Regions from separate parts of the Homo sapiens genome. Here region 1 is linked to region 2. Evidence: read pairs that join two places in POLR2A ChIA-PET (ENCODE). Cell type or tissue: OCI-LY7. All regions are shown on one strand. Each heading gives the region's core, and the rest is flanking DNA. Links, peaks and the distances in the headings are about the cores only. Region 1 overlaps DAP3 (death associated protein 3). Region 2 overlaps ARHGEF2-AS2 (ARHGEF2 antisense RNA 2).

What was found. Peaks named below come from ENCODE experiments on the same cell type or tissue, not always from the same donor. Only the 100,000 strongest peaks of a DNase experiment are listed, where the experiment ranks them.
Region 1: POLR2A ChIA-PET joins it to region 2 with 20 read pairs; 5 of 35 experiments call an interaction of 5 or more read pairs at or near these places.

Annotation. Positions count from the first base shown.
Region 1 is chr1:155,691,798-155,697,976 of GRCh38, forward strand. All of the region lies in intron 1 of DAP3 (death associated protein 3), which reads left to right. LOC124904431 (a long non-coding RNA gene) reads right to left here. Exons shown (of 2, transcript XR_007066649.1): 2 at 173-6,179. Among named protein-coding and RNA genes, the nearest start is that of DAP3, 5.8 kb to the left of the region's middle. In OCI-LY7, for the core only: no CTCF peak of the experiment used is centred there; no DNase peak of the experiment used is centred there.
Region 2 is chr1:155,982,868-155,985,367 of GRCh38, forward strand. It overlaps ARHGEF2-AS2 (ARHGEF2 antisense RNA 2), which reads left to right. Exons shown (of 3, transcript NR_183460.1): 3 at 1-121. Among named protein-coding and RNA genes, the nearest start is that of ARHGEF2-AS2, 5.5 kb to the left of the region's middle. RefSeq lists an enhancer at 561-1,060 and a silencer at 932-981. In OCI-LY7, for the core only: a CTCF peak has its summit at 1,051 (motif pointing left); a DNase peak (open chromatin) is centred at 994; H3K4me3 peaks cover 1,350 bases; H3K27ac peaks cover 1,854 bases.

The DNA.
Region 1 (6,179 bases), core at 1-2,500, 290 kb before region 2:
TCATTGTGGTTTTTATTTGCATTTTCTTAATTTTGGGGGACCAGTCTCAGCACCACCCGTAGGGTATCCGAAGTCCGGTGGCGACAAAGGAATGAGAAGAGACAGGTTAAGTGTTCATAAAGGTGGGAGCCAGGGGGCCAGTTGCAAAATGGAGGCTGCAAAAGGCCCAGAGTTCTGATCTCCACACTGTTTATTGAGTACAGTCACTTAGATCTAAGAAGCAGATGTTCAGGGCGAAACAGTCAAAGGGAAGCAGTACGTCATACACATAATCTGTAGCAGTGGCGGTTTAAGTGAATCTCCTTTGTGCTTAAACAACGTATCTTTAGTTAGCTGGTGGGAGTGGGCTTAACTAGGAGCCTGCATATCTAGCCACATTCCAGTGCTTCAGAGGAGCGTCTTTCTTCTTGAGCACAGTGTTTATAGATAAGAGAGCAGGTTGTGCTCAGAGCATGGGAACATAATGGCGATAAGAAGGCTTTCCTCCTCAGAGTCCTCTTGTGGCTTTCCACAACTTACTGTCCCATGTTTTTATGGCCAGTTTATGCAGGCACCCTGTAAGCCTTTTTCCCAACATGCCCCCCTTTTTTCTTTTTTAAAACTGCCATTGCTATTAAGACTTGTTCCTGGTGTCTGGTCTCTCTCCAGAGGCATCTTCCGCATCTGCAGACTAAAAGCAAACAGCATAAACAGGTACACATTAAAGCAAAATTTGCGATAGTTGATTCTCTAACGGTCTTAATCCACTTAAGAGGATTTATGTTTGAAAGTCCATCAGCAGCTCCAGTGAGAATGTCAGTCCCAGGCAGGAGAGTTAAATGAGCCTGAGATGCTTTAAAAACCTGTTCCTTTAATTTGGCTATATTCAGTGTAAAATTTCCATCCCTTTCTTCCAGATGATGTCTAACTTTTTCCCAGTGATGTTCAGTAGCATTGTATGAATGGGGAGTTATGCAGAAATCAGAAGTATTCCAATCACATTGCATTTGCAATCGATGCTCTAAGCTTATTATACGATCTCTCATCCAAATAACAGTCTGTCTAAGATCATTTATTTGATTTGCCAATTGTTGGTCTATCCGGGTCTGATAATTCCACAATTTTGAGGAATTCTTTTGCCAATTATTTACATATTCTGCAGTTTGAACAGAGGAGTGTAAAGCAATTCCAGCAGCCACAACAGTAGCTGTGACTGCAATAAGGCCCATAATGACTGCTATAAGGGTAAAAATAAATCTTTTTGTTCTGGTAAACACTCCCTTTAACATTTCTGTGAGGATATGAATGGAAGAAGAGGCTTTCCAAGGTCTATTGAGGGAAACCGGTATCTAAACTCCTCTAGCCCTCACCAGCAACACAGATGTTTTCACATCAAACGTGGAATCAATACAGGTGAAAAGGTGACAGTTTTGACAAGTAATAGTTTGAGAATTAGGTCGAATATCAATATTTCCGACCATCAACATAAAAGGAGGCTTGACACAGCTCTGAATGGGCGCCATTCGGTTGGAAGAAAACTGATACACAAATTGAAGTCTCTCACCTTTTCCCTCAAGGTAATATTTTTCTTCTCAAACCTGAATATGAGATTGGGCCATCATTACCTTCCATAATTTGGGATGTTCAGGGCCTATTATTGGATTAATCATTTTTGGATGTGGGCCGGCTATACCAAAATTGGTTGAAATTATGGGAAACTGGGCATGTTTTTCAGTGTAAATAGTGTCATCTCTTTGACAGTATAGTTCCTGTTTTAGTCCTGTCTTGTATCTATCATTCTGATTGGTACAATTAACTGCAAAGGTCCCCTTAGGGGACCAATCAGTGACAATTCCATAGGAATTATTTTGAAGTACCACAGCGTGATCAGAGATGCAATCCTGGCCGGGAGTGGTGGCTCACGCCTGTAATCCCAGCACTTTGGGAGGCCGAGGCCGGCAGATCACCTGAGGTCGGGAGTTCGAGACCAGTCTGGCCAACATGGAGAAACCCCCTCTCTACTAAAAATACAAAATTAGCAGGGTGTGGTGGCACATGCCTGTAATCGCAGCTACTTGGGAGGCTGAGGCAGGAGAATCCCTTGAACTTGGGGGGCGGAGGTTGCAGTGAGCTGAGATTGCGCCATTGCACTCCAGCCTGTGCAACAAGAGCAAAACTCCCTCTCAAAAAAAAAGAAAGAAAAAAAAAGAGATACAATCCTTTCAAATCAATATTTCTAAATCATTTGACTGTTGTTGAGGTTGTTGACACCTCTCTTTTCTGGGCTTAAACTGTTACAGTTGAACTGAACTCTGTGGATGATCCGGGCTCCATCCAGAAAATAAATGATAGGATACTGGTCTTTGATTATGACCTGAAATTTTAACTAGCCAATGTTGTCCGTAGCCTTTTAGGCAACCGACAGCTGGCCCTATGCAAAGAGGAGGGGAACTGATAACCCATGGACATATTTATTAACATTCCTTCCTCCTCTGGGTGAGAGGGCCCTTGAGTATCTGTAGGCTCAGGCATCCAAACACTATTATTAACATAAGCCTCAACCGGGGGTTCCAACCATGTGACAGGCCTAATTAAAGGTGGAAATGGGACGTATGCCCAATAGGTATAATTTTGGTCTGCTGTAGCCACAGGGAGACTTACCACCATGGTAATTACCGCAATCATAGCTACCATCAGGTTACTCGAGGTTAGTGGTTTTTGTTGTGTTTTCAGGTTTTCTTCTGCAAGGTGGGTCAGCCTCTTGATCTGTCCCCAAGTTGGTGGGCTCGCTTGATGGGTTTTGTTGGTCTTCATCTGGTTGGCTGAAATGTTCATTCGAGCCATCAGGCGTGCTGGGAGTGGAGATCTTGGTTCCAAAATCCTTTTCTCTTCTTTGGAAATTTGCTCATGGTAGAATTTAAGATGTCTTGTAGGTACCCAAACTGGAAGCTGGTTTTCTTCTGGGGAAATACAAACAAACCCTCTTCCCCATGTTATATCTCTCTTTTTCCCAGGTCTTTGTTTTAAAGTCCTTCCACCACACAGGTTTTCCTTCATGAACATTTACCTTCTGTCCTGTTAAATGCTCTTCAGCTGCTATAGTAACCTGATTGCGGAAGATGTTCAAAAAATTTAAGGTAACAAGAGCCAATTGTAACTGCATATGAGGGGTGGAATATTCCCTATCTCCCCCTATTTTCTTTTTATGTAATTGCATTTTTAAGGTTCAGTTGGCTCGCTCAACAATCGCTTGCCTTTGAGAATTATAGGGGATAACCGTACTGTGTTCAATGCTCTGTTGTTTTAAAAATGTTTGGAAAGATCTACTACAGTAGCCTGGTCTGTTGTCTGTTTTTAATTTTTGTGGAATTCCCATGACAGTAAAACAGGAAAGCAAGTGTCTTTTTATATGTGTTGTAGTCTGGCTGGTTTGGCAAGTAGACCATATAAATGAGAATATGTATCTATGGTCACATGGACATAAGAAAGTTTGCCAAATGCAGGAATGTGGGTGACGTCCATTTGCCAGATCATGTTAGGTGCCAACCCTCGAGGGTTAACACCAGTTCCTTGATACGGTAGTTGCAGTACCTGGCACTGAGGACGATGTTGTACAATGTCCTTGGCCTGTTTCCACATAATTTGATAGTTGTTTGTAAGTCCTGTTACATTAAGGTGTGTTAATGAGTGGAAAGTCTGGGCATCAGTAAGTATGGGGGAAACCAACAAGTCAGCTTGCTCATTAGCCTCAGTCAAGGGTCCTGGAAGATTGGTATGTGCTCGGATATGAGTTATATAGAAAGGAAAATCCCGAGCACACACAGCTGTTTGTAAAGAGTTGAACAATTGATAAAGCTGTTTATCAATAATATATTTAATTAAGGCAGTTTCAATATGCTGAGTAGCTTATACAACATAAGCTGAATCTGAAACAGTATTAACTGGCTGATTAAAATCTTCTAATACTGCAATCATTGCCTGTAATTTAGCTCTTTGGACTGAGGAAGAGTTAGTGTGGATAACTTTACCACAAGGTCCCACATATGCCGCTTTCCCAGTACTGGAGCCATCAGTAAAAACAATCATGGCTCCTTCCAAAGGGGCATCACGAGTAATTTTCGGAAGAACCTATGTAGTTAATTTTAAGAACTGGAAAATTTTATTTTTAGGATGATGATTATCAATACATTCAATAAATTCTGCTAAATTAACTTGCCATGTAACTGAGTTAATAAATGCCTGCTTAATGTGACTTTTATTTATTGGAACTATAATCTTATTGGGCTCAGTGCCATAAAGTTTAACAATTTGCATATGAGCCTGTCCAATTAAAATTGTGATCTGATCTACATAGACTGTAAGTGTTTTCATGGTATTATATGGCAAAAAAGACCATTCAACCAAATCATTATTTTGAACAATAACCCTCATTGAGGAGTGTGAAGTAGGGAACACAATGAATTGAAAAGGCAAGACTGAGTCAATCCTACTAACCTGGGCTTGCTGAATTTTTTTTTTTCAATTACTCTTAACTCATTCATGGCCTTGGGTGTTAATTCTCTTTTATGGTGTAAGTTGCAATCTCCCCTCAATATTTAGAAAATATTAGACATAGCATAAGTAGAAATTCCTAAGGTGGGCTGAATCCAATTAATGTCTCCTAACAATTTTTGAAAATCATTTAAGGTTTTTAAAGAATCTTTTCTGATTTGAACCTTTTGAGGCTTAATGGCTCTATCTTGTACTTGTATCCCCAAATATTGAAAAGGAAGAGTTGTTTGAATTTTGTCAGGTGTTATAAGCAATCCAGCATTTGTAATTGCCTTTTGCAAAGATGAATAACATTGAATAAGTTGGTCTCTATTTTTTGTTGCACATAGTATGTCATCCATATAATGAATGATGTAACAATCTGGAAATTGATCTCTAACTAGCTGGATAGCTTTGCCTACAAAAGTTTGACAAACTGTGGAACTGTTTAACATACCTTGGGGTAAAACCTTCCAATGATATCTGGCTGCAGGTTCTTTGTTATTAATGGCAGGGATAGTAAAGGCAAATTTTTCAAAATCTGTCTCTGCCAAAGGAATTGTAAAGAAGCAGTCTTTTAAATCTATAATAACAAGCAGCCAGTCTTTAGGGAGCATGGTGGGGGATGGGAGCCCTGGTTGTAAAGCTCCCATTGGTTGCATTACAGCGTTGACCTCTTGCAAGTCGGTCAGCATGCACCATCTACCATACTTTTTTTAAAATTACATATACTGGGGAATTCCAAGGAGAGAAAGTGGGTGAAATATATCCTTTTTCTAGTAGTTTTTTAACTATTTCATGGAACGCCCCCAAGTTTTTCTGAGGGAGCGGCCACTGTTCGACCCAGACAGGATGCTGCAGGGTGAGCCTGAATTGCTTCTTCACCATAGTGAACTGCAGGTTGGGCAGTAATGGGTGCGGCAAGCTGAGTTTCAGGCTCCCTCCCCCTGCACTCACTCAGCTGAGGAGGAGGTGGCCATTCCGGACATTTCTCTGAAGAAGCTGCGGGCTGAACAATTTTCTGTGTAGGTTTAGGGAGACCGGGGGGATTGGTAGAAATCACCTCCGGTATCGGGGGAACCAGCCCCCAATATTTCAACATAGGTTCTATTTTCCGTAAGTGTGCCAGTCTGAGAAATAAAGAGAAAGAGTGCAAAAGAGAAATTCTACAGCTGGGTCTCCGGGGGTGACATCACATTTCAGCAGGTTCCATGATGCCCCTGAGCCGCAAAACCAGCAAGTTTTTATTATGGATTTCAAAAGGGGAGGGGTGTACGAATAGGGAGTGGGTCACAGAGGTCACATGCTTCAGAGGCAGTAAAATATCACAAAGGCAGAGAGGCAGAGCGAGATCACAAGGCCAGGGCGAAACTAGAATTACTGATGAAGGTCCATGTCCCGCTGGGCACATTGGACGTTGATATTGATAAACATCTTAACAGGAAACAGGGTTCGAGAGCAGACAACCGATCTGACTAGAATTCGCCAGGCTGGAATTTCCTAATCCTAGCAAGCCTGAGGGTGCTGCAGGAGACCAGGGCATATTTCATCCCTTATCTCCAACTGCATAAGACAGACACTCCCAGAGCAGCGATTTTACAGATGTCTCCCTGGGAATGCATTCGTTTTCCCAGGGTTATTCCTTGCTGAGAAAAGAATTCAGCGATATT
Region 2 (2,500 bases), core at 1-2,500:
GCAAGAGGATTTCCTGGGCCCAAGAGTTAGAGGCTGCAGTGAGCTATGATTGTGCCATTGTACTCCAGCCTGGGAGACAGAAACCCCCTCTCTTAAAAAAATAAAAAAATAAAAAATGGAACCATTGCTCTGAGTTTCTAATAGGGGGAGTGGTGGGAGGTGGCGATGGTGGGATGGGAGAAAGGGAACTGGAGAGGGCAGTGGGTCCCAAGCCTCCTGCTTCCCCAGCTGACTCCTACCTTGGCCTTTCCGGTCATGCCCGAGAGGAAGCTGAAGGTCTGTCGCAGGGAGGAGCCTACCCGGGTACCTGAATGTCCTTCCAGCTGGCTGCAGCTGCATAGAGAAAAAGAAGACATGAGGAGATGGAGGTAATGCTGGAAATGAAGAAAAAGATAACTTCCTGAGAGATGGTGGATGAAGGTGCCATGACCAGCAGAGCCAGAATGGGAAGGAAGAAAGAGGAAGGATTGGGAGAGAAAGATAAGCCCCCATCCTGACCTCCTAGGACTTCCTGGATGTGGGCATTTCAGTTTCCCAGGCCCCTCTATTTAGGAAGAAAACTCCAGGCTCCACCCAGATAAATACAGACTCCTCCTTCCTACCTAATCCAGGCTCAGGATGGGAGGCCCAGCCTCCTCATGCTGCTCCCCAACGGAAGTGGTATGGGGCGGAGGCTCTCCCGGGGGGCATTTTCTCCTCTCAGAACAAGAGCCCTGTGTACGACCCTCTCTGCTGTTTGGAGAAGGCCTCTGGGCCTAAAGCCAATAAGGACTGAATTTCCTGGGATTTCATCAGCCCCATCCCATGAGCTAATCCCAAACCCAGAGCCAGGAGGATGTGTCAGCTAGAGATTTTCAGGACCACAAAGCAGAGCCTGATATCTTAAAGGGACCATTACTTGCTTACACATCCACACTGTCTTAGAGGGCTGACCCACTCTAATCAGGCTTCAGCCATAGGAGCCAAATAAGCAGGTGCTGATTTTGCATGCTTATTTACATAGTTATTCAAATCTCCCAGCCTCCACCTCCAGACCTGAACTCTGCCTTCAGGCCCTGCCCTCTGCTGGGAGCTCCACAGCCCTTGCCCAGCTCTCCTTAGGGCCAATCCCCATTGGTCTATTATCTGAGCCATCCTAAGCTGATCCATGGTCCTTGGTCATTGTCCCTCACTAAGACTGTTCAACAGTCTATCTGCCCTTTTACCCTATACCACTGACAACAGCAAGCAACTCCCATGCTCTATTATTCAATGGACACCCTGTGCCCTGGATACTCCTTTTCTCCTAATTTCTCCCCCCATCTCATGCAGCTACCGGGAACCTGGTGAGCCCACCCAAACCAAAGAAGAGAGGGTGAATTCTATGCAGCTCAGGGAAGGATATTTGGAGGTCTTAGATCAGAAATGTTAAGGGGAGGAATGATTCAGGAAGCAGGGAACCCACTGGGGCTACAAAACCATAGCCTAGACCCTATTGCTGTTCCCCTATAGAGGCTTTTGAAGGATTCTGAGTCCCCCACACTCACCGTTTCCTGAGGTCAATGGCAGAGGACTGGGATACATTCCCTGCCAACACAAAAGGAGATGAGAAGTGTCTAGCTAAAGCCAGACAAAGGCGCCCAGGGCTTCCTCCCCCACCCGCTTCACCTAGATCAGGTTCCCAAGCTGCAGGTGCATGTGACGCTATTCCTGAGGGCGGGCAGTGGGCAGCAGGGAGAGAGGGCGGGGTCTAAGCAGGGCAGAGCTGAAGAATTTAGGAGCCATGGGAACAGAGCACCGGGTTATGTGGAGACAGTGGCTGGGAGACTGATGTTTCAGAGGTTTCACCCAGAGCTCCCAATACTCCATCTTGAGGACAAGGTATATTGCAGGTAACTGTCTTGCATCTCTGGTGACAGGGGAGGCTGGAGAACCTCACTATGTCCTATGTCCGCTTTCATTGGTAGGAGTTTCAGAATTCCAAAGTCCAGAATTCAGATTGCTTATTTGAATAAAGCCATTCTGAGGCCAGGCATGGTGGCTCACGCCTGTAATCCCAGCACTTTGGGAGGCCAAGGCAGGCGAATCACTTGAGCTCAGGAGTTTGAGACCAGCCTGGCCAACATGGTGAAACCCTTTCTCTACTAAAAATACAAAAATTAGCCGGGTGTGGTGGCGCGCTTCTGTAGTCCCAGCTACTCAGGATGCTGAGGTACTAGAATCACTTAAACCCAGGAGGCAGAGGTTGCAGTGAGGTGAGATTGCGCCACTGCACTCCAGCCTGGGCAACACAGTGAGACTCGGTCTCAAAAAAAAAAAAAAAAAAGAAAAGAAAAAAAAATAATAAAGCCATTCTAGGAGTTCCAAGGGTATGTGGCTAAACATAATACAGGACATCTGGACCCTGAACAGCTAGCTATGAGGAGTGGCAACAAGATGTATAGGGGAAGGGGCCACCTCTGCTTTGCTCCCTACTTTTGCTCACCATCTGTATCCGAACGGTCCAAGAGACAGTTGATGC